Linked DNA regions of Mus musculus: all the other regions are linked to region 2. A link is a loop called in an ENCODE intact Hi-C map of the cell type or tissue named here. Cell type or tissue: heart. All regions are shown on one strand.

Evidence for each region. Peaks named below come from ENCODE experiments on the same cell type or tissue, not always from the same donor. Only the 100,000 strongest peaks of a DNase experiment are listed, where the experiment ranks them.
Region 1: it touches region 2 in a loop (5-fold over the local background); 21 of 42 quality-filtered maps call a loop at or near these places.
Region 3: it touches region 2 in a loop (6-fold over the local background); 7 of 42 quality-filtered maps call a loop at or near these places.

Annotation. Positions count from the first base shown.
Region 1 is chr7:83,666,613-83,674,612 of GRCm38, forward strand. Il16 (interleukin 16) reads right to left here. Exons shown (of 19, transcript NM_001360087.1): 7 at 7,874-7,947; 8 at 6,422-6,638; 9 at 3,480-3,597; 10 at 264-396. Among named protein-coding and RNA genes, the nearest start is that of Stard5, 39 kb to the left of the region's middle. In heart, a CTCF peak has its summit at 2,295 (motif pointing right); a DNase peak (open chromatin) is centred at 2,299.
Region 2 is chr7:83,882,326-83,890,325 of GRCm38, forward strand. It overlaps Tlnrd1 (talin rod domain containing 1), which reads right to left and starts at 2,016. Exons shown (of 1, transcript NM_030705.4): 1 at 1-2,016. The coding sequence starts at 896. It also overlaps a transcript of Mesd not described here. In heart, CTCF peaks have their summits at 1,947 and 4,596 (motif pointing left); DNase peaks (open chromatin) are centred at 636, 1,516, 2,116, 7,266 and 2 weaker places; H3K4me3 peaks cover 3,181 bases; H3K27ac peaks cover 4,817 bases.
Region 3 is chr7:83,691,403-83,699,402 of GRCm38, forward strand. All of the region lies in intron 2 of Il16 (interleukin 16), which reads right to left. Among named protein-coding and RNA genes, the nearest start is that of Il16, 37 kb to the right of the region's middle. In heart, a CTCF peak has its summit at 4,617 (motif pointing right); no DNase peak of the experiment used is centred here.

The sequences.
Region 1 (8,000 bases), 220 kb before region 2:
GACTCTGGGTTTCTGTCTCTCTGTCCCGAAACGTGTAACTCAGCTATAAGATTTTCCTACGTGGATATCAATTGTTTCTGCTGACTAGGAGTTTGTCAGTGGGTCTCTGCTATAGAGAGTTGTTCCCACACAAAGTCTGAAAGGGTTTGGATGAGTACAGATCAAACCCCAGCCAGCAACATCTCTTTTTCCATTCCGTTCTTCCTCTGACGTTCATACTGATCGAGTGAGCCTAGGCAGAGAAAAGCCTGATGGCACATTACCTGTGGGTCCGGATGTCGGCTTACGATGATGGGAACTGGGCCAGGGTCACAGTGGCTCAGGATTGTGTAGACTTCATTGAGAGTCAGGCAGTGCACTGGAGAATCATTGATTTCCACAATCTCATCACCACACCTGCAAAAGCACCCACAGGAGCCTAAAACACACTAACAACTATGACAGAAAGAGGGTCACCTTTCAGGAACCCACTCCTTGTGTGTCAATGCAGCAATGCACTCCTGTCACTGTGGACCATCTGGGCCAGTGATTCATGCACAGAGCAGTCAACACAAACTCTGTTCACCTGTCACTCTCCCTTCCTTCTTCCCTTGACCTGCTCAACATTGAAGTCATGCTTTACCCTCTCTAGCTGACCAGCCATAACATAATTCACCACATCCTGGCCCTTGATGTCCCCAGAAGTAGAGTGTCTTGGAGGAGGAAGGACTGGGCAGCATGTGCTAAAGGTAAAGAAATCACTGAGGAAGGATGCAGCAGAGGTCCTTGCAAAGAGAAGCAAGAACATCCGCCAAGGAAACTTATTTTAGTTCCAAGATGGGTGTTGCTTGTACTAGCAACTGCTGTGCTGTGGATTAGAATGGTACCTTCCAAAGGCCTTTGCACCAAAGGCTTAATCCTCCATTGGGTGCTATTGAGAGGTGGTGAAACTGAGGAGCTAGGGCCCAACGTAAGCCCTCTGGTTACTGGAGGGGGGGTGCCTTTGCAGGGACCACTGTGGCTCTGCTCTCTCCTCTTTGTCAGCATTCTAGACAGAGGTGAACACTTTGTTCTGGCTCCTCTCCCTGCCCTAATGTGTTTCCTCATCACAGACCCACATGCCGTCGGACTGGTCAGACACATATGGATTTTCCAGAACTGTGAGCCAGAATAAACCTCGCTTCTTATAAGTCGATTGCCTCAGATAATCGCTACAGTGACAGAATGCTGGTTAACACAACCACTGAAACAGAAAACAAAGATACAAAGGACAGGATTGTATCGTGTTGTTGATATAAACTGTCCCGTCTCGTCTTATGGCAACTTTGTACAAGCTAAAATCATCTGCAAGGAGGGAATCTCAACTGAGAAAATGCCTCCAGAATATCAAGTTATAGGCAAACCTAAAGAGCATTTTCTTAGTTAGTTATTGATGGGGGAAGACCCAGCTCATTGTGGTGGTGCCACTCCTGGGTTCTATAGGAAATCAGGCTGAGCAGGCCTCTATGCAGCACTCCTCCACCGCCTTTGCATCAGCTCCTGCCTCCAGTTTCCTGCCTTGCTTGAGTTCCTGGTCTGACTTCCTTCAATGATGAACAGTGATATGGAAGCATAAGTAAAATAAACCCTCTCTTCAAGGTACTTCTCGTCATGGTGTTTCATCATAGCAATAGTAACCCTAAGACATGGCCCAATTCCTTCCACCCTTGCAGATGGAGAAACTGGGGCATCAATGGTGAAATGACTTTTCTATTGCAACCTATACTGGGGAGGGACACTTTTCTGTAAAGAGCCAAGAGTAAATGTTTGTTTTCCAAGACATGATGTCTGTGTCACAAATGTTCAACTCTGTCACTGTAGGTGACAGCTGCAACCTTGGACAGCAAACAAGAACAGTGCATGGCTGTGTTCAAACAAAACGTTAGTGTAAACGAAGGTAGCAGGTAGTCGTTTTCAAGTGATCAGCTGGGTCAGAATGAGAACTTGAGTCTCCTGACTCTGCACCCCCTGCTTCCTTCTGTGTTTCTGCAGAGCTGACCCCCTTATCTTGCCAAGATGATTCACATTCTCTGGATGTGGATTTTTAATTAATTTTTTGAATTTTGAATAATTGAAGACTCCAGCCATGTAACACAGAAGAGTCCCTACCCCATGGTGGGCCTCTGATGGGGGCAAAAGAGATAAAATAAACACCCCAACTCTGAGTTGGGTCCACCAATTCTGCAACAAGATGCCCTGACTCTAGAGCTAGGTCACCTAGCCCTGCTCCTGGGCCCCTATCTCTGCAGGAATGTCCCCAGCACAGTAGCAGTGCTTCTCCTGCAGATGGCAGCACAGATCTATTCCTAGCTCCGCATCTCTATCCTGACTCTCACACTAGGAAAAAAAAAAACTGAAAATCAGGACAAAACCTTCCTGCTTAGCAAAAGTGTGTCCTAGCAACAGATGCATTTATACCACTGGCAGATGTTAGAATAGCTGCAAAAGTATTGTAACAGGTTAAACTAAGATAAATGATTTCTACCTAATCAGATCACTTACTGATTGCAGGAGTTCTTTGTAGAGGTGTGACTGCAGTATCTAAAATCATTTTGCTTCTCTCAGCAAGGACATGCATGGACATGGCTGGTTGGCTTAAAACACCTCTGTCTGCATGTAGAGCTCACAGGTAAACCTGAGAGATGCCCATCTGTGACACCATGGATTCTGTGTGTTGAATCTGAGTTAAAATATGCTTCCTTTCTATTTGCCCTTGCAGCCCGGCATTCTCAGAAGCCGTGTTTCTTTAACTGTTACATGCACACAGACTTCTTAGGAATCAGTAACACTGGGCATAGCAGCTCTGGTGTAGGGCTGCGAAGACCGCAATCCTGCTGTTGAGGTTTGATCTGTTGCTGTGCATTGCAATGCTAAATACTGGCCCCTGAGATCTGTTTGCCCCCAATGAGTGGATCATCAGGGATGAAGAGATCCCTATGTATACCAAGTGATGCTATGTCATCTTGACCCCAAAATTATCCCTGATTGGTCAATAAAGATGCCTATGGCTTGAGCAGGAGAAAGGTAGGCAGAGTTTGGGTTCCCAGGCTTTGGGTCTGAGGCAGAGACCACAAGGTAAAGAGAAGAAGAAGGAAGAGAGTATCATGTGGTGGGTGGATTGTGAGAACATGGCCAGCCAGTTGAAAGAGCAACCCAGGTAGAACAGGCCAAATGATATCTCAGGGTTATTGACAGGGAAATAGATCAAGTAGCTTAGAGCCCAGCTCTAGTACTTTTAAGGCTTATTATAAATATAAAGCTTTTGTGTCTTTCGTTTGGGAACAAAACAATCTAAGGTGGGATTTAAAAACACCCAAATTGTATTTACCACACCAGGTGACTGACATGGCAGCTGTTGATGTGTAACAGAATCAAGACTGAATATTTCACCATTTCTGCTGAGGTCAACTCAAGATACTCCATGCTGTAAGACAAGGGTCTATTCAGAAATGAGGACTCACCTCAGCCGTCCATCAAGATGTGCCACGGATCCTGGTGACAGTGTGTGAACGAAGATGCCTGAGATGCACTGGAAGTAGGGGATGCTGCACAGGCCGATCCCCAGGCCAACACCTGCCTCTGGAATGCAAAATGGAGGAAGAGTGGAAGATGTGAGCCTTTCTGGGGTGGGGACTAGCCTATTAGGTGTCTCTGACCCCTGACATCCTGGGCTTGTCAAGTGTCTTGGACACAACATTCATTCCAGCCCTGTGTGTGGCGTGTCACTGTGCACAGGGGCCACTTGGGGACCAAATGATGCCCAAAGCAGACAATGAGAAGGGGGTGTAGTAAGGTCAAATGGAGAAACACTAGGAAATGAGAGAGGGAAGACACCAGGCAAGAGCTAGAGGAAGTGGGAAGAGGGGAGGAGACAGTGATCTATGCAGGAAATGAATGGGACCGTGTTAGAAGGTGGCAGCACAGCCCTTCATGCCTCAGGGACTACATTTAGTCTAAACCATGGATGACAATAAAGAGCCAGGATGAGGAGACAGGGCAGACAATTGACTAGCGGAAACAGCCCAGGCATAGGCTGGGCTGGGAGGAATACATCATGTTGCTATAGGTCCTGAAAGGCCATTGTGGGCAGAACATGGATAGACATGCAGAGAGGTGATGGACCCAAGAGCATGGATCCCAGGCAACCAGGAATGCGGGATGCAGAGAGAGATGAGGTGGCATAGGGCAGGGATCAAGGGCTGGACTCAAAAGGCTTTGTATGCACAGGTATACAAAAACAAACTCTTTGACTGAGAAGAAATGCCATGGGACAGTCAGGAATGAGGAAGTGGTATACCTTAACTTCCATCTTTAGTAATATATCTGGCTTTACAAGGAGAGATAACTATGGATGGTTAAGAATGGAAGTGCAAGGATCACTGGAAAGGTCCAGAGGGGTAAAGAGGGCAGCAAAGCAGAAACAGGAGTGCACAGAATATACTCCAAAGGGGTGGAATATAAGCATAGCATGATAAAATTTCTCCAAGGCAGTCTTGAATTGAGGGATTGGTGGGCGACAGGCTGCTTTCAAACAAGGAAATCTGGAAAGGACCAGACCTATGAAGTCTTGCCCTACAGGCACTCATGCCGTCCATGAGGTAACTGGGAAGATGTGAGAAGAAGATGGTTGCACAGGGCACATGGGTCCTAGACAAACAGAATGCAGGTGATGTTAGGGGTATGGGGACCTCCAGAATGGCAGAGGAGACAGATGGTTGGCTAGATTGGAAAGGCCTTGGAAACAAAAACATGGCAGCTAGGAAGGACCAAATGGAAGGTCCATGGAGTAGTAAGGAGAAAGAGCCTCCTTCAGGTTTTCCTTAGGCATACATAGCTTAGAAAAAGTGGTTTCACCTTTTGATGTTTGTTCTCCCAACAGCACCAAGAGGGATGGCTGTTGTGGGTTATTGTTATCAAGGTTAAAAAATATATGGGCTGTGACATGCACTGTGAACAGAGATCAAAGTCGATCCTGATACCCAGGTCTCCTAACCAGGGCAAGAGCTCTTTGGCTTAATAGGCCTGTGGGTCCCTGAAGCTCACACCAAGCAAGACTGAAACAATCTGCGGGGACAGAGGCTATGATGTGGCTGCTTAAAGCATCTCAGCACTGGTTCTAGTGCAGGCCATCAGGAGAAGCAGCAGACTAACGCCATGACTCACCCACATACCATGCCATGCCTGCTCCCTGAACTTCACCACAGGAGCCCTATGGGCAGTGTACAAAGACAGATCTATGGCTACCGAGATTTTGTGCCAGAGATGCGTGAAGGCTTAGCAAGCTTGTGGTCCAGCAGAGGCACTGAGACATGCATCCGGCAAGGGGCCCATTGCCTGCTTCTGGCCCCCATTCCTACACACATTTGCTCCTCATTTATCCCTTTCTCTGGTTTCCCAGCCTCTTCGTTGAAACCCTTTCCTTCCTCTCCATCTTTCAACCCCACCTCCTTCCACTTGCACCAGCTACTCCAGTCTTCCCTCTGTCCCCAGAATGCTTGCTTATCACTGTAGGTGGAGACAAGCTCTGCATCTAACACTGTCCCTTGTCCTTCCAATCTCAGCTCAGCTTCACTATGGCAGAGCAGGCCTCTAAAGCCTTCTAGAATTATCATCTGGGCAGAGGGGATGGCTGTGGAACTCTGAATGTCGTCTAGATTAAAAAAACAAAAACAAAAAACAAAACAAAAAAACAAAAAAAAACAAAACCTTGGTCATCTTGCAGAAGAAAGAAAATAGGCCCACAGAGGGCCAGTGAGCTGCTCAAGGTCTCAGCAAGATATTAACTGCAGAGTCTAGGGCCTGGTCCATTATGGTATGGTGTGTGTGTGTGTGTGTGTGTGTGTGTGTGTGTGTGTAGTAAGTTCTCTGTTATATGCTTGCTAACCATCTCATCAAAAGATATTGTCTGGGTTCAGATGGCACAGATAAGCTTCCAGGAGCAGGATGAGGAGCCAGCGAGATAGTGCTCAGCTGCAAAGATAACTGTCCCTAAGCTTGATAATCTGAGTTCAATCATTAGGACCCACATGGTGGAAAGAGAGAATTAACTCCGACAAGTTGTTCTCTGTGGGGGATATGCACATGCATGTACACAGGTACACACTAAATAAAGGGGTGGAAGGAGAGGAAGAGGAGGGAAGGAAGGAGGGAAAGAAGAAAGGAAGGAAGGAAGGAAGGGACCTGATTTAAACCCAACTGGATAAGGCTTATGCCTTATTATTATATTATTATCTGCTAGCAAACCTCATTCTGTGATGTTTCCATATGATAGAGGCCTGGGTAGCTCTGACAGAGACTGGCAGACACTGGCATAGTCTTGGACAGGGGCAGGAAAAGGGACAATATTTGAAATGTAAATAAAGAAAATATTCAATTAAAAAAAAACTTGGCACCTTACTCCTACCTTTCTTCAGAGACACCTCCACCATGATTCTGTAGTTGGGTTTGGCAGTGCTAGCAGGAGACGCTGGACTTTCCAAGGAGAAGGGGCTGCTGTCCTGGGCACCACATGTGCTGGAGCTCAGGGAACGGCACAGAGGAGGTGACAGGTGGCTGCATAGTGAAGGGGGTGTTGTCAGGCGAGTCCTCACTGTCAGAGTCAGCAGCCCCTTCTTGGCTTGCTGGAAAAGAGTAACCGTATCTGGAGCAGTTCCAGACAGATGAAGAATACATGCCCAGTAACAATGATAGATGTTCCTCCAAGGAAATGTAGGTGTATGTGCATGGGTAATGTACAGACATGTGACAAGTTACACATGACACATACATGCACACGCACCAAGGTATACATGTTATATGATATATGATGTACTCATGAATTGAACAAACTGAATGGAGATGAAAAGTAGCTTTTAGTGATGTCTTAAAAACTAAAAACATATTCACAAATCTACTAGTATAAGTTCATGGAATGCTTTGAGGCAGCTTTATAAATCTTAAGTAGTTTGGATATCCTTTGACACCAGTCCTGATTATACTCCCCTTTGTAGAAGAATTTCTTTAATGCTGGGCCCAGGGCCAGCATTGGCTAGGCACCTCTGCAAAGGATCAATTTTTCATTTTGTGTACCTTGCGGAAGAAAGTGATGCTGGGTTTGGTTTTATTGCCTGAAGTCTCCAATGGACAGCAATTTTAATCCAGCAACATGGCTGCTCTGGCAAGGGATCTCATCTAAAGACCTAGGTATGTGTGACCCAGCTAGGATACAGACATGACACACACCTTTAATCCCTCTGGCTGGAATACAAACACATCCTTAGTATACACCTTTAAGATAAAATTAGTTTTTAGAAGGAAACAGCCACGTTTGAAAGTGATATCTAATTGAGGGGCAGACAAAGTGGTAAATCAGAGAAAGATTTGACAGAATGAGTCAAATATAGGATGTGTCCAACTCTCATGAGAACAGCACAGGAAAGATAAGTTATTTAAGAGCAGAACAGGGAGAGAGTCAGTTCAGCTGAGTGGAGTTGAGTTTGGAGAGTTAGTGGGGAGTCAGTGAGTTCAGAGAAGTAGAGTTGAGTTTTGTTTTATTTTGTTTTGTTTCGTTTCATTTTGTTTAAGTTGGGTGCAGATCAGCAGAGGCAGCTGAAGCCAGAGAATAAGAAGGAGCCAGAAAATTAGAATAAATTGCCAGAGTGAGTTTGAGGCCAAGCAGATCAATTCAGTGAAAAGCAGAGACAAGCCATATTGAATCAGTCAGCTTGGAGAGGAGTTTGAGCCAGGACAGCTGAGTTGAACCTGCCAGCTAGAGTTCTGTAATAACTAGAAAGCAGTAAGCCTCTGAGATGCCAATTACATCTGGCCTAGTATATAATATTTACACTCAGAGTATGGACAAAGACTGAGAAGTTACCTTAAACTTCTGCAAAGCATCCTGGTGTGTTAGGCCAGCCATTGATTCACCATTGAGTTCCAGAATTTCATCACCTATTGAGAGACAGAAAGACAGTAGCTAACAAGCTTTATTCAGTATTTTGGAA
Region 2 (8,000 bases):
CAGGCCGACACCACACTCATGGCACCTCCCAGGATGGCGGTCTGCACCGCCTTGCCCTCAGTGCTCACGGCAGCTGCGCGACCCAGGAATTGAGGCTCGGTGGCAAAGCCCACCAAAGCGCTCACCGCCTGCACCAAGGGCCCACTGAAGAGCGCGCAACGACTGCGGGCCAGCTCGCTGGGTGCCGCCTTCACTTCGCGTACGCATGCTAACAGCGCGGATGCACTTGTGCTCATGCACTTGACGCCCAGCTTGAACTGTTCGCGAGAGAAGCGGTCCCGTGACTTGTCACTGGCCAGGGCGCACGCATCCGTCAGGAACTTGAGGTTTCGAGACAGGCCCTGCGACACCTCCAGCAACAGCTGTGGGGTCATGTCCGCCAGTGGGGTGGCTCGCAGCACAGCACAGCCTTGTTCTACCTCGTGGCGGCAGCGTGTCACACGGTAGCGGTCCACAAGGCCTGGCTGTGCAGGTTGAGCGCCCGGTGTGGCCACGGCTGCCAGGTAGGCCGCATGTGCAGAACACTCGGTCAGCGACACCACCAAGTCGCCCAGTTCCACAAGACTGTCTCCCGCCTCTCCGAAGCGGCCCATGTTGAGCTGGCTCTGCACGTCGTGGGTGAGGATGGACAGCCCCTTAGTGCGCGCGATGATGGTGTCCCGGCACTGCTCGAAGGACTCCGCACCAGCGCCAGGGGAGGCGGGGCCTTCGAAGAGCACCGGCCGCGCCTCGCTAGACAGCAGCAGCAGGTCGGCCACCAGCTGCATCTTGCCCTTGCAGTGATCACAGATAGATACCAGCCTCTTCCGCGGCTGCGAGCTGGCCCCGCCGACGGCGCTCCCAGGAGCCGGAGAAGCCGCCTCGCCAGTGGGCTTCCCGGCGCTGCCGCTAGCCATCGCGCCCAGGGGGCACTGGCATGCCGCTGGGGAGCCCGCTACCACCGCCGCCGCGACTCAGCTGGCCAGGGCCGCGCTGCCTTCCGCGCACCATCATGCCACCCACCGCGGCGGGCACAGAGATCCGGGTGGCGGCGGCCGGTGGCCGGGCGTCGCAGGGCGGGCCCAAGCCCGCGGCAAGCTCTTCGGGGCGCTGTGTAGCTCGCGGGAACCGTGAGCCGGGGCACGGCAGACTCCTAGTCCGCGCCCCTCTTCACTAGCCTACCAGAAAAGTCCCCGCTGCCGGGCTGTCGCCACCTTCCTGGGCATGGCCGGCCGGGCCGCCGGAGCGGAGAGGGCGGGACGGGGAGGCTGGGAGTTGTCCTTCCTTCCTTCCTTCCTTTGAAATCAAAATCCTCTGCTCCTAGAGGAGCGCGGGCGGCGGCCCCGGCAGGCTTTGCTGTCAGCCGCTGCGCTGCGGCTATCCGGCTCAGCAGCGCACGTGGGCTTCAGGGGCGGCGACCCCGCCAGACGGTACAGGCTGGCGACGGCGGCCGGAGCTGACGCCCGGGGGCGCGCGGCCGCATCTCCTGCTCCGGCTCTTAGGGCGCTGGGCGGCCACTGGGCCGAGGGCGTGGCTGGCTCTGTGGCGGCCGCGCGGAGTCAGTCGGGCGGGAGGCTGCAACGCAGGGTGCTGGGCGGCCGCGCCTTCCCGCCTGGCGGTTCAGAGTGCGCGGCCCGGCGCCGCGGCGGCACGCCCTCCCCTCCTGAATGGCCTGCGGCCGGCGACCGGCTGTCGTGGAGATTCCATCTGTGTTTCCCCGCAGAGCCCGCGGGCCCCGCGCATCCGACGCCCCAGGGTGGTCGGCTCAGAAGGTGAGCGCGGCGTCGCGGAGGCCGACCCGGGCCCGGACTCCTGCCATGTTTGTCAACCAGCAACTTCCGAGCGACCTCCGAGCAACTGAAAGGAAGGGAGGAGACCGCAGGCCAGGGGACACCCGCCTGCCCGCGCACGGTTGCAGTTTTCGCCTCCTGGCGTCCGCCTCGCCCCCGGCTCGCCGCCGCCACCTCGGCCGTAACCTCCCCGGAGCCTATAGGAATCTTTTGTGTGGCGTCACCGCCTTTCGTTTAAATCCCGCTTCCTCCTCTCGCCCTTCCTCCCGCCCCCTCCGCCGATCCCGGATGCTTGCGCGATGCGCTGCTCCTCCCCCGGGAAGCTGGGGGCCGTGGGAGGACGCCGCGCCCAGCCCCGACGCTGCGGCCCTGGGGCCGGTGGTCCCTGCATCCGGAGAGGCTGGGAAGCGTGTGTGGTGGGGAAGGCCCGCCCTCGCTCCGCGCCCAGGCGCTGTGTATACCCTGGGGACACCGGGGCGCAGCCGCTAGTGGCCTTACGTAAGCTCTCAGCATGCCCCAGGACTCGATGCTTCCTCCCTGCCGAGGGAGCTAGTGTAAAAGGTGATCTGTTTTGCTTGCTTGGGGAGGATGCCACTCATTACTCCCGGGATCTCCCCACCGCCTCCGGATTCCAGTCACCTCTGAGATTCGATGACTTTTGCAAGCCCTCCTCCGCCCTTTGTTGTGTTGGACCCTCTCCTGTGGGTGGGTTTCCGTGAAACAGTGAAAAGGAGCTCTGATCACGCTTGAGTCCCCACAGCTTGTTTGACTCAGTGATAGACCCTCCCTGAGGTTGGTCTTACCCCCCCCCCCCCCAGCCGTTTAGGAGTTGTGTGACCTTGGGCAAGTTTTCTCTCCCAAGTTACTGTAGTCAGGTAGTGTATGGTGACCTCGGTTCCAGCTGGCTAGAATTCCAATGTGCCTTGATCAGCAGTTCGCCCTTTCCTGACTCCATCTATATAATGGAATAATAGCAACCATTGTTAAGTAAAGAGCCAGTCTCTGGAGGTAAACACTGTTATCTCTGGGTTACAGGCTGGGAAACTGGTGGCCCAGATGGCTCCCCGCCCTGTAACGAGGAATTAAACGGAGGACCTTGAGCTACTGTACTTTTTATTTATTAATTTAACTGTGCAGACAGGCTTTGAACTTCTGGCGATCCTCCTTCAGGGTCTGTAGTTGGTGATTGTAGGCCTGTGCCATAGGGCTTTGTGGCCAGGTGGACTAAGTGACTCCCTAGGCTCTTAACAACAGCAGTGGCTAAAAGAGAAGGTCCCCTAAACCCACTGGCCACACCCACTCCCTTTCTTTGTGCAGACCTTGTCTGCCAGAAACTCCTGGAACACCTGGGCCTCCTCCCAGTAAAGCACTCTCTCAAGAGCCCTGAAGTCTTCTGCTGGTGCCCAGCACTGCCAGTGTGTGCTCAGCCAATGGAAATGTTTGTTCTTCTGTCTCTTCGTAGGACCTCCACGTCCTACATTTTTAAGCCAGTTATAAGTGTTATTTATAAGTTGGATGGCCTCAAATTTATCGTCCAAACCCCAATAGTTTACAGAATAAATTATGAGTCAAGTTATTAATATAAGTTAATGAGGAACAACCGGTAAAAACCTGGATAGCCGCCCTACTCATAATCAAAAATAATAATTAAAAAAAAATGCCCTTGCAGATGCTTTAGATTTTAGGTGAACCAACTGTCTCTGCAAACTGAAGCCAGTAAAACCAATGGCTCTCTTAACAAGAATTCTATAGGGCTACTTCCTCCCTGGTAACCCAGGAATAGCAGTGAATCCTAAAAAATAGTTTCCTTAACTCTGAGAACCTAAGAGAGGGACCAGTAAGATAGCTCAGCAGGCAAAGGTGCCTGCCACCAAGGCTTCGTTTTTCAGATAGTGTCACTCTTCCTAAACTGATCTTTCCAGGTTCTTTCTTGTTTACCTCCTGCCATTGTTCACTTACAGCTCAAACGCTGGGTGTCTACCATGTGCCAGCCCTTGTTCAAGGCACTGCGCTTACACTATAGATTGTAATAGAGCAGCCTCTGCTTGTGAAGATAAGAGTCCCGGAAGGGAAGGTTCACAAATAAGTGCTCCCAGTTACTGTTTACTCAGTAAAAGCACAGGACAAAAATGGACAGCAGATCAACCACTGCATACTAGCCGGGCAGTGATGGCGCACGCCTTTAATCCCAGCACTTGGGAGGCAGAAGCAGGCAGATTTCTGAGTTCAAGGACAGCCTGGTCTACAGAGTGAGTTCCAGGACAGCCAGAGCTACACAGAGAAACCCTGTCTCAAAAAACCAAACCAAACAAACAAAGTACTGCATACTAAGTGTTTAGGTCATGTTAGGCAGAATTATGCATTCTGATCAGTGCTAGGGAAATCGAGGTGACCTGCAAACCAAAGCAGTGGAAACCAAATCTAAGATCTCCCTGTTCCTTCTCACCTTGCTCTTCCTGTCACTGCTGGATGGGTAGGGGGTTGGGAGGTTTTTTTTGAGGGGGGAGGTACTGTGCCCAGCACCATCCACCTTCAGAAAAGTTTCATCTTCCCTGACACACTACCTGTGAAATAACATCTCTCCATTCTCTCTTCTAGTCTCTGGCCATTACCAACTTCATCCGTGAACTTGATGATTTGAAGCACTCCGTTCTTTTGTGTCTGTCTTATTTCATTAAGCATAATGTCATTGAGGTTAATCAGTGCGATAACGTATCAGAATGTCCTTTTTATAGGAAATAATATTCACTTGTATGAACTTTAGACATTCATGGTATACCCCCAGAATTTGTGGACAAGCAACCAAGCTGTCTGTGGTATACAGTGCCACCCAGTGGTTGGTAAGGAGCAGTCTTGGCCATATCATAACTTTGGACTTGGGTTTCTTGGTTTTATGTTTGTGCTCACAGGTGGACAGTGGTCTCAGATGATCTTTCTTACACATTTGCAGACACCTTGGTTCATTCTCCTTGAGTATCGGCCTTGGCCAGGTGTGGTGTCACACACTAGCACTTGGGAGATAGAGGCAGCAGGATCAGGAATTCTAGATCATCTGCCAGCCAATGTAAGGAGTTTAAAGCAACCAGGGCTAGGCGAGACCTAGCCTAAAATCATCAACAACAAATAACACTTCTCCTGGAGAAGAACAATTTACAACTGAAGGATGCGGTCCCATCCCCTTTATATTATTCATCACAGTTGGTACATAAGAGCTCCTTACTGGCTAGAGTGCAGAATCACCATGGAATAAGACTATCCTCCATAGTTGGTATATTCTCTAGCCCTCTGACACATCCTGATCCTGTCCAGTAACACACTTGGGGCAAGACTTTGGCTTTCAGTTTCTTATCTTCTCTGTTGCTTCTATAGTGAGCAAGGAAGCTGTGCACAGGCCCAGTGAAGACACTGACACAAATGCTGGAGTATTCAGCTTCTAGTATCTAGGAGAGTGAGGATTTCCTCCAATTGTTTCCCAGGGTATCCTATGATGTTACTATTGCTATAAGCCTCACTGGTACCATAGTAAGGCTGCTTGCACAAGATGATCGTTTCATAGCCTATTCCACCAGCCAGTGGGAAAAAATATGAATCCCAGGACTTAGGGACCATAGGCAGCCAACACTAACCATTCCTGGTCACGATGATACCTGGTGGTCAGTACTTACAGATTAACTCAGGCTGTTGCTGCCTCACACGCAGCTTCTCTGGACCTTTAGACACACTTGGGCATGGCTGTCCCTCATTTCTACTGTGCTGTTTGCAGAACCTGGTTGAGGCCATTGCCATACTGTTTGGGACTACTAGCTTTGCTCCCTCCACAATTCTGTTAACCTGTGAAGAACAGAGGCAGTATCTATGCCCCCATCCGAGTGCCTTGTATAGTCGCCAGACAGTGTTAATAGAATCCATTTGTCAGACTGTCCCACAATTCGGTTCTTTTTATTTTAAAGATTATATGTAAGTAGCTGTCTTCAGACACCCCAGAAGAGGGCATCAGATCTCATTACGGATGGTTGTGAGCCACCATGTGGTTGCTGGGATTTGAACTCAGGACCTTCAAAAGAGCAGTCAGTGCTCTTAACCATTAAGCTATCTCTTCAGCCCCCTATAATTCGATTCTTAAAGGGTTAATGTTTGGCTCCTACCAGGTCCTAGGGCTCATTGATGACAGTGTCATTCAGGTTTTGGATATTGCTCATGCAAGGTTTCAGGTAGTGTTAGAAGGTGTTGTTCTCACTCCTTAGCTGTGGAGAATGTAGGCCAGCATGAACCCAGGCTCATGTTCTCATTAAACTTAGGATGCACTTTGGCCTGAGTATTTAACTCAGAGCCTGGCCCCTCGTTTAGGCACTGAACACAGTTTTATGTCCAGCCCCTCTTCAACAGCTCTATACTGCACTGCCTCAGACCTGGTTCAAATTCCAGGGCCATCTGAGTTCTCCTGGCTCTAGCTAGACCTTGAAACTATTTTCTATATGGCTACTAGTGTTGTTATGCTGTAAGCCTCGCTGGTGGTGCCATGGTAGACATCAGGGAAGAAAGTGTCCTGGATTCCTGGGTCCATATTTTCATTCCATGGCTATACCATATATCTGACCACATTTGAATAATTCCAACACTTAAAACAAACATAGGGGCAAGATCTGGGGAGATGGCTCAGTGGGTAAAGCCCTTGCTGAGCAAGTATGGGGATCAAAGTTTGGGTTCCTAGGATCTACATAAAGCTGGGTGGACCAGCCCTCAAGGAGACAGGAAAGGAAATCTCTGTAGTAAGCTATCTAGCCAGATGAGTAGAAATGGTAAACTCCCGGTTCAAAGAAAATAACCTGCTTTATTATATTACTAAGTGGAAAACAGTGAAGGGAGACACTAGATATTAATCTCTGGCCTTCACATGAATATCACAGAAAGAGAGAGAGAGAGAGAGAGAGAGAGAGAGAGAGAGAGAGAGAGAGAGAAGAAATAAGTACAGACTAAGTACAGACATTTACTACCATGGCCCCTTTAGCTCCTAACCTGGAATCTGTAGCGTGTACTGTAGATGGCTTAGCCCGTCTGCTATTGCAAACCCTCCTGTATGATACCAAGGACTTCAAGTTCACCTTCCTGTCAATGTCTCACCTGCCTAACAGTAAGTCATTAGACAAAGAAGGTTCTTCAGTGTTCCAAAACACCAAAATATACTTAGTCTGTCAAATGTTGAAAATGTAGTTGCTCCAAATGTTTTCAGATCAATGGAGTGGGAGCCAGATGTGTTTCCTCCTCAGATGACAGTCAGTAGCCCTGGAACTTCTGACTTGTTTTAACAATTGTGGTACAATACTTAAAAAAGAAAAGAAAAGAAAAACCTTTTTATTTTTCTGTAACTAGATATTTCAGGCCAAGAAAACCAGCATTTTTTTTTTTTCTAAACCTTACCTTGGCAGTTGGCAGAATGAATGACCAGGGTGACCCCGCCCTGCAGAGCACATGATCTGCCACAGCTGTGCATGTTTTTTAGCATGACTGTGCCAGGACAGAGCTCCAAGCCACGGGGTGGAGCAATGTGCCCCTGGGAGAAGGCTCATGACATTTCCCTTATGATTTCAAAAAAGAAGAGAAAAAAGTTCTTTTTCTTTTCTTATGAGTTGTTTCTGTATAACGTCAACAGAAAATGTCCTTGTGTTTATTCATATCCATGTATGAATATGGAAAAAATCAGCTACGTTACTACAGTGGGAATAAATGCACACCACATTTGACCTTAGAGTGAAGGTCAATAAGGCTCACGTTGCTAGTTAGCTCTTTTCTTAACCTCCACTTTATGCTTTTCCTAACAAGCCTAAATTTATTTGAGATGGTAGCAAAGACAGCTAAATAATTACTCCCAGTCCCTCTCAGAGAGGTAGCTCAATGAGACCAGAAAGGCTGTGCACAATTCCCTAATAGGATGCTCGTCCCTCAGCTTGACTTATTTCCCATTTCCTTTGATTGGAATGCCATCTGATGGTTGGAGTACCAATAGCCATCCTGGAACTTTTGATGACCTTGAGGATAGAAACTCCAGACCTTTGTGATGGGGCCATATGACAAAGAAGGCTGGATAAGGTAGGACACTCCTTTTTTTTTTTTTTTTTTTTTTTTTTTTTTTGAGACAGGGTTTCTCTGTGTAGCCCTGGCTGTCCTGGAACTTACTTTGTAGACCAGGCTGGCCTCGAACTCAGAAATCCGCCTGCCTCGGCCTCCTCCCAA
Region 3 (8,000 bases), 190 kb before region 2:
AACAAAATAAATAATAGAAAGTCAACATTCACAAGGAAAATGAACAATACTCTTCTCAATGATACCTTGGTCAAGGAGGGAATAAAGAAAGAAATTAAGGACTTTTTGGAGTTTAATGAAAATGAAGCCACAACATACCTAAACTTATGGGACACAATGAAAGCATTTCTAAGAGGGAAACTCATAGCTCTGAGTGCCTCCAAAAAGAAACTAGAGAGAGCACACATTAGCAGCTTGACAACACACCTAAAAGCTCTAGAACAAAAGGAAGCAAACTCACCCAAGAGGAGTAGACAGCAGGAAATAATCAAACTCAGGGGCGAAATCAACCAAGTGGAAACAAGAAGAACTATTCAAAGAATCAACCAATCGAGGAGCTGGTTCTTTGAGAAAATCAACAAGATAGATAAACCCTTAGCCAGACTCACTAGAGGGCACAGGGAAAGCATCCTAATTAACAAAATCAGAAATGAAAAGGGAGACATAACAACAGATCCTGAAGAAATCCAAAACACCATCAGATCCTTCTACAAAAGGCTATACTCAACAAAACTGGAAAACCTGGATGAAATGGACAAGTTTCTAGACAGATACCAGGTACCAAAGTTAAATCAAGATCAGGTTAATGATCTAAACAGTCCTATATCCCCTAAAGAAATAGAAGCAGTCATTAATAGTCTCCCAACCAAAAAAAAAAAAAAAACCAGGACCAGATGGGTTTAGTGCAGACTTCTATCAGACCTTCAAAAAAGATCTAATCCTGGTTCTTCATAAACTATTCCACAAAATAGAAACAGAAGCTACTCTAACCAACTCATTCTATGAAGCCACAATTATTCTGATACCTAAACCACAGAAAGACCCAACAAAGATAGAGAACTTCAGACCAATTTCCCTTATGAATATAGATGCAAAATTTCTCAATAAAGTTCTCGCTAACCGAATCCAAGAACACATCAAAACAATCATCCATCCTGACCAAGTAGGTTTCATCCCAGGAATGCAAGGATGGTTCAATATACGGAAATCCATCAGTGTGATCCAGTATATAAACAAACTCAAAGACAAAAACCACATGATCATCTCCCTAGATGCGGAGAAAGCATTTGACAAAATCCAACACCCATTCATGATAAAAGTCTTGGAAAGATCAGGAATTCAAGGCCCATACCTAACCATGATAAAAGCAATCTACAGCAAACCAGTAGCCAACATCAAAGTAAATGGGGAGAAGCTGGAAGAAATCCCACTAAAATCAGGGACTAGACAGGACTGTCCACTCTCTCCCTACCTATTCAACATTGTACTTGAAGTCCTAGCCAGAGCAATTAGACAACAAAAGGAGATCAAGGGGATAAAAATTGGAAAGGAAGAAGTCAAAATATCACTGTTTGCAGATGATATGATAGTATATATAAGTGACCCTAAAAATTCCACCAGAGAACTCCTAAGCCTGATAAACAGCTTCAGTGAAGTAGCTGGATATAAAATTAACTCAAACAAGTCAATGGCCTTTCTGTACACAAAGGATAAACAGGCTGAGAAAGAAATTAGGGAAACAAAACCCTTCTCAATAGTCACAAATAATATAAAATACCTTGGCATGACTCTAACTAAGGAAGTGAAAGATCTGTATGATAAGAACTTCAAGTCTCTGAAGAAAGAAATTAAAGAAGATCTCAGAAGTTGGAAAGATCTCCCATGCTCATGGATTGGCAGGATCAATATAGTAAAGAAGGCTATCTTGCCAAAAGCAATCTACAGATTCAATGCAATCCCCATCAAAATTCCAACTCAATTCTTCATTGAATTAGAAAATGCAATCTGCAAATTCATATGGAATAACAAAACACCTAGGATAGCAAAAACTCTTCTCAAGGATAAAAGAACCTCTGGTGGAATCACCATGCCTGACCTAAAGCTGTACTACAGAGCAATTGTGATAAAAACTGTATGGTACTGGTATAGCGACAGACAAGTAGACCAATGGAACAGAAGTGAAGACCCTGAGATGAACCCACACACCTATGGTCACCTGATCTTTGACAAGGGAGCTAAAACCATCCAGTGGAAAAAAGACAGCATTTTAACAAATGGTGCTGGCACAACTGGCGGTTATCATGTAGAAGAATTCAAATTGATCCATTCCTATCTCCTTGTACTAAGGTCAAATCTAAGTGGATTAAGGAACTCCACATAAAACCAGAGACACTGAAACTTACAGAGGAGAAAGTAGGGAAAAGCCTCGAAGATATGGGTACAGGGGAAAAATTCCTGAATAGAACAGCAATGGCTTGTGCTCTAAGATCGAGAATCGACAAATGGGAACTCATAAAGTTGCAAAGCTTCTGCAAGGCAAAAGACACCATCAATAAGACAAAAAGACCACCAACAGATTGGGAAAGGATCTTTACCTATCCTAAATCAGATAGGGGACTAATATCCAACATATATAAAGAACTCAAGAAGGTGGACTTCAGAAAATCAAATAACCCCATTAAAAATTGGGGCTCAGAACTGAACAAAGAATTCTCACCTGAGGAATACCGAATGGCAGAGAAGCACCTGAAAAAATGTTCAACATCCTTAATCATCAGGGAAATGCAAATCAAAACAACCCTGAGATTCCACCTCACACCAGTCAGAATGGCTAAGATCAAAAATTCAGGTGACACCAGATGCTGGCGAGGATGTGGAGAAAGAGGAAGACTCTTCCACTGTTGGTGGGATTGCAGGCTTGTACAACCACTCTGGAAATCAGTCTGGTGGTTCCTCAGAAAATTAGACATAGTACTACCGGAGGTTCCAGCAATACCTCTCCTGGGCATATATTCAGAAGATGTTCCAACCGGTAAGAAGGACACATGCTCTACTATTGTCATAGCAGCCTTACTTATAATAGCCAGAAGCTGGAAAGAACCCAGATGCCCCTCAACAAAGGAATAGATACAGAAAATGTGGTACATTTACACAATGGAGTACTACTCAGCTATTAAAAAGAATGAATTTATGAAATTGCTAGGCAAGTGGATGGACCTAGAGGGCATCATCCTGAGTGAGGTAACACAATCACAAAGGAACTCACACAATATGTACTCACTGATAAGTGGATATTAGCCCCAAAACTTAGGATACCCAAGATATAAGATACAATTTGCTAAACGCATGAAACTCAAGAAGAACGAAGACCAAAGTGTGGACACTGCCCATTCTTAGAATTGGGAACAAAACACCCATGGAAGGAGTTACAGAGACAAAGTTTGGAGCTGTGACAAAAGGATGGACCATCTAGAGACTCCCTTATCCAGGGATCTATCCCATAATCAGCTTCCAAATGCTGACACCATTGCATATACTAGCAAGATTTTGCTGAAAGGACCCAGATATAGCTGTCTCTTGTGAGGCTTTGCCGGGGCCTAGCAAACACAGAAGTGGATGCTCACAGTCAGCTATTGGATGGATCACAGGGCCCCCAATGGAGGAGCTAGAGAAAGTACCCAAGGAGCTGAAGGGAACTGCAACCTTATAGGTGGAACAACATTATGAACTAACCAGTACCCCGGAGCTCTTGACTCTAGCTGCATATGTATCAAAAGATGGCCTAGTTGGCCATCACTGGAAAGAGAGGCACATTGGACTTGCAAACTTTATATGCCCCAGTACAGGGGAATTCCAGGGCCAAAAAGTGAGGGTGGGTGGGTGGGAGGGTATGGGGGACTTTTGGCATAGCATTGCAAATGTATATGAGGAAAATACCTAATAAAAAAAAGAAAAAAACATTGGTTTAATCAGTTACTTCCACAACAGTGCATGCATGCACACACACAAGCACACACATGTTGGGGGTGGTGTGGGTGTGTTTCAGGGAACCTATAGATGGGAAACTCGGTAAACAAAAGCATATCTGTGGGCTGTTGAATTTGAATGGCTTGGTAAATGACCTTTGGATATTTTTCACTGGATGTGAAAGCTGTAGCTATAGAGAGCTTAGGGATTTGGGGTCAGGCACTTAGTACTGCCCTGTGCTGGAGACCCCTATTCTATCTAACATAATTACCTGTCTGAGAAGGCAGCTATGGAAGGGCCTGGTTAATTACATGTGCCAAGTGGTACACATTCTCCAACATCTGAAGAGAGGAAGCCCCCCTCTGTCCTGCCTCGAACTCTCACTTGGTGCCTCTTAATCAGCACCCTGTCCCCAACAGCAGGCCAGCTCTGAAGATACTGCTCCCATCTGCCCCATTTATTTCAAAGCTTTCCTCTGCTGTGCCATTGGTGGCAGGCTACTGAGCCTCCCTGAATTCAAGTCCACCTGCATTACATGGCATACAGAGATCTCTCACAGGTGCCAGAGCACAGTTAAGCTCCGTCCATTGGCTGCTGTTCTATTTCTCTTGAATTTTGAAAGAATTTTCTGCAACTAGTGGAGTTAACCTGGCGGGATTTGTAAGCAGTATGGACCCAGAAGTCCAGTAACAGCCTTAAAAACTAAAGCTATATCCTTTCTGACACAAGAAACCACAAATCAATTCCCTTTTATTTCCTGTGAAAGTCAATGTGAAAATCAGAGATTAAGTCTGGGCAGACGCCTAGGCTGTCATTTTTCTATCGAGCAGCAGATGGCGCTGTGTTAACCTGAGCAAGATTACCAATCTTTAACTGTGCTAATATGGGAAATTGTTCAATAGCTATGAAAGCTGTGATTATATACAATAGTAAGTTTGATTTGGTTAAATTCTTAAGGCTCTGATTTCCAAAATTAAGTATATGAACTCTTTCTTTGAGCATATTAGAATATCTCACCTAATATCCAAGAGATACTTTTTTTATTACAACAGTCAGGTAAGGTCATGTCCCAACTCTAATGTGAAGACTCCTCTCCAGTATCAGCTCCATTTCATGCATGCTATTGGGACAATGTATATTAATGTGGCTTTGGGACCTTTGCAGGCCCACTAGGCATGGGAAATAACTACCCATCCAAGGGTGACCCTTATTCTTGAAGCACAATTGAGGTGTGTATTCAGACTGTATATTTCCACTTCTAACTGTCTAATAATATGAAAGTAAAGAGAAAATGGTATACACATGAGACACAGCACACTAAACTCATCTTAAAATAATGTTTAAAAGTTTTTACTGTGACTGTACTTGTGTTATCTATACATTTTTAAATACTTTATAATAGTCTAACCACAGAATATAAAAAATACAGTAAAAAGAACTACATATAGATGCACCGAACTAGCAAGATCATTCACAAATTTTGCTAAAACTTACTATGTACTGGGCCCTCTTCCTAGTTGTGAGAATACACAATAGGCAAGACATGACATACAAGACTCAGCTCTCATGAATTAGCAAAAATGTACTTGAATGATGAAATGATATCTACTTTTTCCTTTCTTTTCCTTTGTCTGGAGTATGTGTATGTTCTTGCATGGGTATGTGTATGTTCTTGCATGGGTATGTGTATGTTCTTGCATGGGTATGTGTGTGTTCTTGCATGGGTGTGTGTATGTTCTTGTATGGGTATGTGTGTGTTCTTGCATGGGTATGTGTATGTTCTTGCATGGGTATGTGTGTGTTCTTGCATGGGGTATGTGTATGTTCTTGCATGGGTATGTGTATGTTCTTATATGGGTATGTGTATGTTCTTGCATGGGTATGTGTATGTTCTTGCATGGGGTGTGTGTATGTTCTTGCATGGGTATGTGTATGTTCTTGCATGGGTATGTGTGTGTTTTTGCATGGGTATGTGTGTGTTCTTGCATGGGTATGTGTATGTTCTTGCATGGGTATGTGTATGTTCTTGCTTGGGTGTGTGTGTGTTCTTGCATGGGTATGTGTATGTTCTTGCATGGGTATGTGTATGTTCTTGCATGGGTATGTGTGTGTTCTTGCATGGGTATGTGTATGTTCTTGCTTGGGTATGTGTGTGTTCTTGCTTGGGTATGTGTATGTTCTTGCATGGGTGTGTGTGTGTTCTTGCTTGGGTATGTGTATGTTCTTGCATGGGTATGTGTATGTTCTTGCATAGGCAGGTGTATGTGGAGGCACCTGTCTAACTCTTCAGTGCTGGATTACAAATTCCCATCACTAAGCCCTAAATTCTGCTTTTTATTTTTTTCTTAATGTAGGTTCTGGGGATTTGAGCTAAAGTCCTCCTGCATATACAGCAAGTTCTTTGGGGGCAGCTATTTCTCCCAGTACCTTTTCCCCCTTTTAAGACAGAGTCTCCTGTAGCCCAGCCTGACCTTGAACTCAGTATGGAGAGGATAACCATTCACTTCTGATCCTCCTGAGTACTGGGATTATAGGACCCAGCCACCACACCCAGCTTAACAGTAGATGTTTGTTACATTGTAATCAGGCCCAAGCTAAATCATTAACATGATATTTATTTCAACTGTTAACAATAGTAGAATCTTTTTTTCTTATAAAAATCCCTTATCTAAAATAGAAATTGTTGGCTAGTCAGATGAAGGTGGCAGAAAAATCACAGGAAACAGAACAAACCATTCCCTTCCCACCTGGATGAGAGGGCAGGGGCTCTGTTAACCTGAGGGAATCTTTCTCTGAGATTTTCAGTGTTGGTTGAAGAAGGCCTGATCCAGAAGAAGCCATCTTGATCCCTCATGGGACTCCATTAATCCCTGGAGCACATTCCTGTCTCATGACTTTGCTCTCCAGGGCAGTGAGACCATTTATTTGGGCCCTCCTGCCTTACCACTCCATATCCCCCAAACAAAGCCATCTCCGATGTAAGTCTCATGGCAGTTGATCTTTTCCCTCAGCAATGTGAGCAGACTGTAAGCTCCAAAAAGCTGCACCTAATGAGGGCCCTGACAGTAAGCATCTGCATAATTGTGGGAAAACTCTTTAGCCTGGTGTGGCTGGAACGTCTCCTTAGATACCACTGTGGCGGACGTAGAAACACACCGATGGATGAAGATCAGACTTTAGTGGCAATGTTGCGTCACTGAGGAAAAAAATTGCAACCTAAAAGTTCCTGAAACAAGGCAATGCACATGTTTTTAGACGTTCTGTGTCTGGAACACCAATGCCACAGTATTCTTATGTGCTCTGAGTTTATTTCATTGCCAAGCTGGAGGCTGAGTAGATGGGTCAGTTGATAAAGTGTTCTTTGTGTGAGATGATAACCTGAGTTTAATCTCTGACACCCACAAAAATGTCTGGCATGATGGTGAACTAATCTCAGCACTGGCGATGTAGACACACAAAGATCTCTAGGGTTCACTGGCTGCCCAGTCTAGCCTAATAGGCAATCTCCAGGCTAATATCATAGCCGGCATTCAAGGAGGTAGAATTTGTAAGGATGACACTCAAGTTTGTCCTCAAACCTCTCTCTCTCTCTCTCTCTCTCTCTCTCTCTCTCTCTCTCTCTCTCTCTCTCTCTGTGTGTGTGTGTGTGTGTGTGTGTGTGTGTGTGTGTGTGTACCCATGTATGCGCACATGAGTATGTATACTCTGTCACAAGAATTTTATTTTAAAAGAAGAAGCTAGAGAGATGGTGCAGCAGTTTAGAACACTGGCTAAACTCCTCCAGAGAACTGGGGTTCAGTTCCCTGCATCCACATGGCAGCTGACAACCATTTGTAACTCTAGTTCCAGGGGACCCAATACCTTCTTACATCACTGTTTCCTCTGGTTTCCATGGGTAACACATGCATGTGGTGCACAGATACACATACAGGCAAAACATACACACACACACACATAATAAATCTCAAACAAGTTGTTGTTTTTTTTTAAGATGTCAAACTTGGTGACCTCCTCACCAGAATTGTGTGAGGAGGTGGAGGGTGGGTCCTGAAGCCTGCAGAGCTGACTTCCTCATGGCTCCGAACTTGCTGTATCATTGCTCGGGGCTCGGTTTCCTTCTCTCTAGACTGAGAAATGTGCTAACCAAACCTTGCCATCACTTACAGCTCTGTACTTTTGAGTGATGATTTTGAGAGACGGTTACGTTTAAAGCC